Regions from separate parts of the Homo sapiens genome. Here regions 1 and 3 are each linked to region 2. A link is a contact called in ENCODE Hi-C or POLR2A ChIA-PET data. All regions are on one chromosome and are shown on one strand. The core of a region is the stretch at or near the end of the contact, and the rest is flanking DNA. Distances in the headings are between cores, read along the strand shown.

Region 1 (2,700 bases), core at 64-2,563, 1.1 Mb after region 2:
TCCTCCCCTTAGTGAACCCTAAATTTTCTCGACTAGCCATATATTGTTGATTTTCCTAAATTCTTCCTCTAACTTTCCCCCAAACCCTTATCACTCAAAACCTGCATTATTTGACCTCTTAATTTTCCACAGATTTGCCCCTTAATTACCCAATTCTTCTGCTGGGGTCTTCCCAAATGACTTCTTTCTTTCCCCAGAATATAATCTTAAAAACTTATCTCCAAACCTCAAGGAGAGGGTGCTCTGAGCAATCCCTAAAACCAACCAAGCTTGTCCAACCCGCCGCCTGCATGCAGCCCAACACAAACATGCAAACTTTCTTAAAACATTAGGAGGATATTTTTGTGATTTTTTTTTTTTTTTTTTTGGCTCATCAGTTATGGTTAGTGTATTTTATGTGTGGCCCAAGACAATTCTTCTTCTTCGAACAGCGTGGCCCAGGGAAGCCAAAAGATTGGACACCCCTGAACCGAGAAGGGTATAAAAAGCATGAGCTTTGAAGAGGAGAGTAAGAAAGTCGAGGGGTGTGGCCAATGGGAAGAAGCCCCCAAACTCTTCAATTTTGCTTTCAAGGTCTCCTCTTAATCTACCCCAATTTCTCTTTGCTTTAACCAAATTCTTTTTTTTTTTCAAATTATCTCGATAATTTTACCCAAACCCTTATTTTCCTCAAAAGTTTAAAGCTGCCAACCTCTTTAATTTTCCCTAAATTCATTCCTTGATTTTAAATCCTCTGAAAGAATATCTCAAATTCTCCTCTTAATTTCACCCAGATCATGCCCTTAGAACCTCCAAATTGACCTCTTGGTTCCCCCACCCATCATGCTTTTGAGTTTTCTGTAAAAATTCGTCAATCTCCCACTAACTTTCCTTACATTCATCCTTCGGTCTTCTAAGACCAAATCCCACATCCTCGAACAATCCCTTCCAAGCTCTCTTATCCTACAGGCCCCACCCTTGCCTGTCCATTAGCTCCTTGTGTCATCCCTCCCTCTGATTGGTTAGTCGCGTCGCTCTTCGGCAGCCACTCCCTCATCCCCATTGGATACTCTCAGCCAAGTCCCTGCCTCCTCTCGCTCGCTAAAGCGTCTCCTCCGCCTGCGACCCTCACAGATCCTTCCTGGCCCCCACTAGCCACAGGTTTGCACTCCCAGTACGGGGCTTGCCAGGCTTAGCCTGCTGCCTCACGGCTTTCTGCTCTCGTGGCCGCCAACAGAGGCCCTGAATGCGGAGGCTGTAGAGCGGACTTCAAATTTGGGGCTCTAGGAACTCCGGTCACTTACCGCCCAGGGAGCCGCCATCTTGCTAAGGTTTCGTAACCGGAAGGGGCCGGTCTTATCCCACGCTCCTGGTTCAGCGCGAACTTATTCTCCTGTGGCCACGCCCCGCGTTTTCTAACCGTCCTCTTAAAGGTGCACGCACTTTTTACTCTTAAAGGGTTTAGGGATTGCTCACAGCGCCCTCTCCCTGAGCTTCAAAACGAGACACAGGTCGGGCTCACGCACCTGTGAACCCAGCACTTTGTGGAGGCCGAGGCGAAAGCATCGCTTGAAGCCAGGAGTTCGAGACCAGCCTGGGCAACATAGGGGAGCCTTTATCTCCACAAAGAAATAGGGCAACCTTATATCCACAAAAAATAAAATGTTAGCCGGGCGTGGTGGTGCACGCCTGTGGTCCCAGCTACTCACGAGGCTGAGGCGGGGGGATCACTTGAGCCGGGGAGGTCGAAGTTGCAGTGAGCTGTGATTGCGCCACTGCACTCCAGCCTGGGTGACAGAGCGAGACGCTGTCTCTTAAAACAAAAAATTGAAAAACAAAACAAACCCCAGGACTCCACAATCTTTCCCTAGGAGAAGATGGGGTGTTCTTCCCGGCAGAGTACCTTTCTTTCCTGACTGCAATTGCAGTCTCCCCAAGCTTTCTTATTCTTCCAGCTTCCACTCACTACCTCCTAAAAACAGGGAATGAGGGGGCTGAAAAGCTGACCACGTCATTTTTAAAAATTAGGGTCAGGTAAGAGAGTGGGTGAAGAGGTTAGATGTCAAGGTTAGAGACTGAGGTGAGATCTCAAGACCAGTTTGGAGTTGAAAGCTAGATCGCAGCATGAAGAGCCATTGTGAAGTCTTGTGGATAGAATTATTCATTCATTAGTTCCAAGAATATTTACTGAGCACCTACCACGTGATGGCAGGCACTGTTCTAGATGCCGAGGTTACCATGGTGAGCAGGACAGACCCAGTCCCTCTCTCAGGAAGTCAACATTCTGGGCTGGGAGAGGATGGATGTGGGAGAGGATGAATAAGAAACAAAGGAATCAGCAAGGCAATTTTGATGAGAAGCAGATAAAAAAAAGTGACTGGGTGTAGGGCCATCAGCAAAGGCCTCTCTGAAGAGGTGACATTGAAGTAGAAGTGAATGATAAGGAAAGAGCCATTCAAAGATCTAGGGGAAAAGCGCTGCAGGGAGAGGTAGCCTCTAGAGCAGAGAGGCCTTGAGGTGGGAACCAGCTTGCAGACAGAGATAGGAGACTGGGTTGAGAGGTGGGCAGGGGCTGACGGTGCAGGCCTGGTAGGGTTTTATTCTATTCACAGTGGGAAGAAGGGAGTGTCAAAATCGGATTTACATTTTGTAAAGATTATTTCTGCCAGGTGGAGAATGTACCTTAGAGCAGCGGTCCCTAACCGTTTTGTTACCAGGGAC
Region 2 (2,700 bases), core at 11-2,510:
TTCCATTTCAGTGTACAATGTAATGGGCTGTTCAGTTTCCATTGTATTTTACCTGAACTTTTCCTTCCTCTCATGGCCAGCAATGCTAGTTTTCCATTGAAGACAGCAATGCGCCGGGCACGGTGGCTCACACCTGTAATCCCAGCACTTTGGGAGGCAGAGGCGGGCAGATCACCTGAAGTCAGAAGTTCGAGACCAGCCTGACCAACATGCAGAAACCCCGTCTCTACTAAAATACAAAAAAAATTAGCCGGGCGTGGTGGCGCATGCCTGTAATCCCAGCTACTCGGAAGGTTGAGGCAGGAGAATCCCTTGAACCCAGGAAGCGGAGGTTGCGGTGAGACGAAATTGCACCATTGCACTCCAGCCTGGGCAACAAGAGCGAAACTCCGTCTCAAAGAAAAAAAAAAGAAGAAGACAGCAATGCAAATTTGCCTTCTCAAATTAACTTACTGGGGAAAAAAATGCACTAGTCATTATCAAGAAAAAGAAAAAAACTAGTACTTCAGGACTCAGCAAAATTGGTCAAATAGTAAGTGACAGGATGTCGATTTCCCCGGCTCCAATTCTAAGTTTTTCCTATTGCTGTCTCTGAGCTTTCTCCCCCAGCTTCCCTGGAATTCCCAGCTACACCAATGACTCTCAGAATCATTATCATTATAGTCCCAATCCACGAGCTCTCACTGTGCCAGCCCCTCTGCTTAAAATCTTTACACACACAGATTTCATCAGAATCCTCAAGACGACCCTATGATATTGGGACTATCTGCTCTCATTGTACAGATGAGAAAAAACGGGGTTCAAGGAAGCGAAGACACAGGCCCCACTGCCGCACAGTGGAGCGGGACTTGAACCAAAATTCGACGGCTTCCAAACCCAACAATTTTTCATACTAAGCGCTCAAACATCAATACTAATAATAATAGTATAGTAACGAAGTGAGCGTTATGCGGAGGCGCTGAGCTAAGGCATCCAACGTACACGACCTGACTTCTCACTCCCATTTATAAAGCCGGTGATACAGTCGGATTCTAACCCCCATTCCACAGGGGAGGAAACTGAGGCTCAAAGAAACAAATCGTAAGTCCGAAGCCGTACAACGGAGCCCGAACTGAGTCCAGACACCCGGACGCCACCCGTCCCTACCGCAACCGGCCCAGTCCCACCACCCCCGGCCCGCGCCTCACCTGGCCCACCGGGCCCGCGCCCACTCGCGCCGCCCGCCCTCCCTCCCGGCGGCGCCAACTGTCAGACACTCCTCCCCCGGCCCGGGCTGCCCGCCCCGGAAGCATCCTCTCACCGCCGGAAGCTGAACTGACTCGTCCGCGGCCGCTCTACCCCAACAGGCCGCCACCAGCGAGAGTGCGGCCATAACCATCACGTGACCGCCCACCGACACCAGCGAGAGTGCAGTCGTAACCGTCACGTGACCGCCCACCGTCGGCCCGGCGCTCCCCTCCGCCCGAAGCTAGCAAGCGGCGCGGCCAATGAGAAAGGCGCATGCCTGGCCCCCGCCGGCCTGCAGTCTAGCCGTAGTGCGCCTGCGCGCGGCTAGGAGGGGCCGTCAGGCGGGGATACAGCCTGGAAGGTGCGTGTGGGGCTGGGTCTCGGAGTGGGAGACGTGGAGTGCAGGTACTGTGCGATCTGGGGGCGCGGCGCCTCGGCTACCCTCCTCGTGTTGTCTTCCACGCTATAATGCATGGAATATAATATATATTATATGGAATATAATATATGGAATATAATATATATAATTATAGCGTTGTCTTCCACGCTATAATTTATGTCGTCCTCGGTCTCTTTATGTCACCATTCCTCTCCTTCTGTCTCATCCCACTTAAATCCTCACAACTCCTTCTGTCGCCATCACCCTCTTTAAATCCTCACAACTCCTCTTGTTGTCATCAACGCCCTTAACTCGCTTTCGTTCCCTGTAAGCCCTCTTTGCCACCATAGGTCGTAATCGCTCCCTTTAAATTCGTCATCGCCATATGTTACCTGCATCCTGCTTTTGTTGCCATTTCTCCTTTATAAAATCCTCATTTCTCTTTAAACCCTCATCATACCCCCAAGTCACCTTCGCATGGCTACTGTCCCCATCGCTCTTCTTAAATCGCGCTAATGCAACTCTTACGTCATCATTACCCCTTGTGTCTTTGTCCCTCCCTTGGCATCACTGTTCCTCTGACCAGTCACCATCCACTCCTCATGCTTCCAGTTTTCCCCATAAGGAGCCACCCAGCCTTACAGTTATTTTTCTTCCCTCCGTGTCTTCGTCATTTCCCCGTGTCACATCTCACATAACATACGGGGTACTGCAGCCCATTACCTGGGGTGTGTCAGAATCCCAGCCCCACCACTACACCTCTGGATACCTTGACTGCCTTATGGCACCTTTCCAATCCCAGCTTCATCTGCAAAATGCACACGGGGACATCCACATCAGGGCTGAGTGTGACGATTCTGTGAGTTTATTCTTGTGGTAGGCTCAGCTTGACATGGTGTTTTTGGCTAATATTGTTATTAACCATGTCACCCTCGGCCGGGTGCGGTGGCTCATGCCTGTAATCCCAGCACTTTAGGAGGCCAAGGTGGGCGGATCACCTGATGTCGGGAGTTCGAGACCAGCCTGATCAACATGGAGAAACCCCGTCTCTACTAAAAATACAAAATTAGCCGGGCGTGGTGGTGCATGCCTAT
Region 3 (2,700 bases), core at 1-2,500, 1.0 Mb after region 2:
CTGCCCCTCCGAGCTCACCGTTGTGGGTTTCCACCATTAGCACGCGGGTGACCTCCTTGGCGTAGTAGTCGGCCTCAGGCTCGGGCTCCGGTTCTGCACTCTCCCCGGCCACCCGGTCGCGGGTGCTGTTGTACAGGGCGAGCACGGCCTCGGGCAGCGGGCCGGGCGGCACCTCCCCCTGGCTCGGGGGGCTGGCGAGCCGCAGCTTGGACAGGATCTGGCCGCGGATGGCCTCGATGCGCTTCCGCTTCACCAGCTCCATGTCGATAGTCTTGCAGGTGGATAGTCCCGCGGCCGGCCGGCCAGGCGTCAGCACCAGTAGCCACAGCAGCGGTAGCAGCAGCGGCAGCAGCCGCAGCCCGGAGGGCGGCATGGGGGAGGCGGCGCCCCCCGGCACTGCCGAGAGCGCGAACAGGGCTGGTGTGGTGGGGAGGCCCCGCCCCTGCAGGGGCTGGGGGTCTCCCGGCAAAAGGTAGGAGGGCCTCGAGGGAAAGCTGAGGTCCTCAGGGAGAAGGGCGCAGTGGTGGAGGGGAGGCTTGGACCGGGGGTGTCTCAGTATCCCACGGAAATAACCTAGATGGGCGCGATCTGGTACCAGAAGGTGGGTGGTCTTGAATAGGGGATCTGTGGCAGGTCGGAGAGAGATCCGTCTCCTGGAGGAGAAAGGGTCTAGGATGCGCGGGGGCTCAGGAGACAGGCCGGGGATGAAGGCGGCGTGCAGGGGGTGCGCCCGAGGTCTGGGGAAAAGTCTTTGCGGGAGGCCGGGTCGGCGACTCCCGAGGGCTGGTCCGGAATGGGGGCGCCTGAGGGACGCCGTGTAGGGGGCAGGGAGGGAGCAAGCGTCCCCGGCGGCAAAGGGAGGCGGTCTGGGGTCCCCAAGTCCTGCCTCCTCGCGGGGCAGCGTCGCGCCAAGAGGTCCCCGCGCCTCCGGCTCCCAGCGGCAACGGAAAAGTCTCAAAAGTTTTTTTCCTCTTCTCCCGACCAGCTCGTCCCTCCTCCCGCTCCTCCTCCCCCTCCTCCCCGCAGTGGCGGGGGCGGCGGCGGCTCGTCTCAGACTCTGGGGCCTCAGGCTGCTCCTCGGCGACTCCTTCCTCCGCTCCGGGCCGAGGCCGGCCCCGCGGGCGGCTCAGAGCCGGGGGGGTGCCCCGGACGGGGCGTCCCCCCTGCCCCCGGCCGGGGCCCTCGCTGTCTGGCTGCTCCGCGGAGGGAGGTGGGAGGGAGATGGCCCAGGGCGCGAAGGGCGGCGGCGGCGGGGACCGGCTGGGTCGGCAGGGGGTTTTGAAGCCGCCCCCGGCCCCACCCAGGAAGCGCACGGGGCGGGAGCGGGGGCGGCCCCCAGGGGGAGGGCATGGGGGGGCTGGGCCACCGTCCTCATCTCGCGTGGGCGGGCTCCGAGGGGGGTCCCTTCAGCCCTGGGGGAAAGGGGGCGGGCACCCCGGCTCCGCCCCGCAAACAGGGTGCTGCCTCCTGGCGGCCAAGCGCCACCAAAGCGGGTGATCCAGATGCGCTGTGGCTTTGCGGGCGGTGTGGGTCACCAGAGAAAGAGGACCAGGCGGAGAAGGCTTAATCCGGGGGATGAGACACAGGGGAGCCGACCAGAGGAGGGGGACCCAGAACGGAAGGAGAGTCAGGCTGGGAAACAAGGTAGGAGAAGAGGGTCTGTCAACATGGGGGCCTCCGGAGGGTGTCAGTGGGAGGAGGGGGCAACAGGACACCTGAAGGATGGAAGGGTCAGGAGGCAGACACCTGTAAGAATTGCTCTCCTTTACTGAGCACCTCCCATGTGGCTAAGCAGCCTCCTGTCACTCAACACCCTGCGACCCCATACATTTACTGTCCCCAATTTACAGATAGGGAAACTGGGCCCAGAGGGACCCCGAGGTCCTAGAAAGGACAGAAGCGGTGCCATGCCTTAGCTGGGGTCAGCTCTGACAGTCTCTAGAGTCTGTGCTCTTGACCACTGTGCCATCCTCCCCCATCACTGGGTGTCCGGGGTGTGGATGGTGGTGACGTTGGAGGCAGAGTCCCTCAGCACTCCACGCCGTAGCGGTCGAAGTTGCGGAGCAGCAGGCCGATCTCCAGGTGCACGGTGCCACCAGCAGCTGTGTGCAGGCGATAGCGGTCGGCCCCACTGTAGATGGTGTCCCCATGCAGCAGCTGCGGCCCACCACCCACGAAAGCCCGTGCCAACTGTTCTCGCCAACTGCCCAGGGGCCGCCACGTGGGGCAGGCCAGCTGGTGGGTGCCCGGGCTACTGGGCACATGGCAAAATCCATAGCCTGCAAGCTGGCAGCGGCCAAAGCTGTCCTGGGACCACACCTGGAAATGGAGCCGGGGCCAGCCTGCAGGAAAGGAGAGAGAGGGGAAAGGAGGGATGGGTGGGGACCAGACTCCTGCTGATTCCCCACTCCCTGATACTCACTGGAGACCCCAGGCCCAGTCTTTTCCTCTCTGGGTTTCTGTCCCAGAGTTTCCAACCCAGCCTCCTTTCTAGGCTCCCACCGTCTTATCTATCCCCACACAGCAGCCAAAGTGATCTTTCCAAATCCATGTTACTCCCCTGCTAAGGATCCTTCCATAGCTCCCCAGTGCCCTCAGTATAAAGTCCAACCTCTTCAACATTCAAGGCCCTTCTAATCAGACCTCTGCTGAATTTCCTCTCTGTGTTATCCTCCTCCATGACCCCATGTCAGGGCAGCC

The links. Hi-C counts contacts between places; a loop is a spot of excess contacts on that map. ChIA-PET counts read pairs that join two places held with the same protein, here RNA polymerase II (POLR2A). Pooled maps may share reads with other maps.
Region 1: a loop to region 2 is called in a map of CD4-positive, alpha-beta T cell, with 4 times the contacts of the local background. The contact joins the promoter of DMAC2 here to the promoter of C19orf47 in region 2. A Hi-C loop is called at or near these places in 1 of 168 maps with a recorded cell type or tissue (CD4-positive, alpha-beta T cell) and 7 of 50 pooled maps. POLR2A ChIA-PET finds 5 or more read pairs at or near these places in 1 of 52 experiments (CD8-positive, alpha-beta memory T cell).
Region 3: a loop to region 2 is called in a pooled map, with 8 times the contacts of the local background. The contact joins the promoter of TGFB1 here to the promoter of C19orf47 in region 2. A Hi-C loop is called at or near these places in 1 of 168 maps with a recorded cell type or tissue (naive thymus-derived CD4-positive, alpha-beta T cell), 1 of 37 single-sample maps with no recorded cell type and 9 of 50 pooled maps. POLR2A ChIA-PET finds 5 or more read pairs at or near these places in 2 of 52 experiments (GM10248 and GM12878).

What each region holds. Positions count from the first base shown.
Region 1 is chr19:41,438,599-41,441,298 of GRCh38, forward strand. It overlaps DMAC2 (distal membrane arm assembly component 2), which reads right to left and starts at 1,314. Exons shown (of 6, transcript NM_018035.3): 1 at 1,284-1,314. The coding sequence starts at 1,301. RefSeq lists an enhancer at 1,049-1,218.
Region 2 is chr19:40,347,137-40,349,836 of GRCh38, forward strand. C19orf47 (chromosome 19 open reading frame 47) reads right to left here and starts at 1,261. Exons shown (of 9, transcript NM_001256441.2): 1 at 1,188-1,261. PLD3 (phospholipase D family member 3) reads left to right here and starts at 1,559. Exons shown (of 13, transcript NM_012268.4): 1 at 1,559-1,632. RefSeq lists a silencer at 1,136-1,225 and an enhancer at 1,216-1,505.
Region 3 is chr19:41,352,672-41,355,371 of GRCh38, forward strand. It overlaps TGFB1 (transforming growth factor beta 1), which reads right to left and starts at 1,251. Exons shown (of 7, transcript NM_000660.7): 1 at 19-1,251. The coding sequence starts at 373. B9D2 (B9 domain containing 2) reads right to left here. Exons shown (of 4, transcript NM_030578.4): 4 at 1,746-2,342. The coding sequence ends at 2,029. RefSeq lists silencers at 1-263, 424-503, 804-873, 1,024-1,553 and enhancers at 1,554-1,703, 1,627-2,128.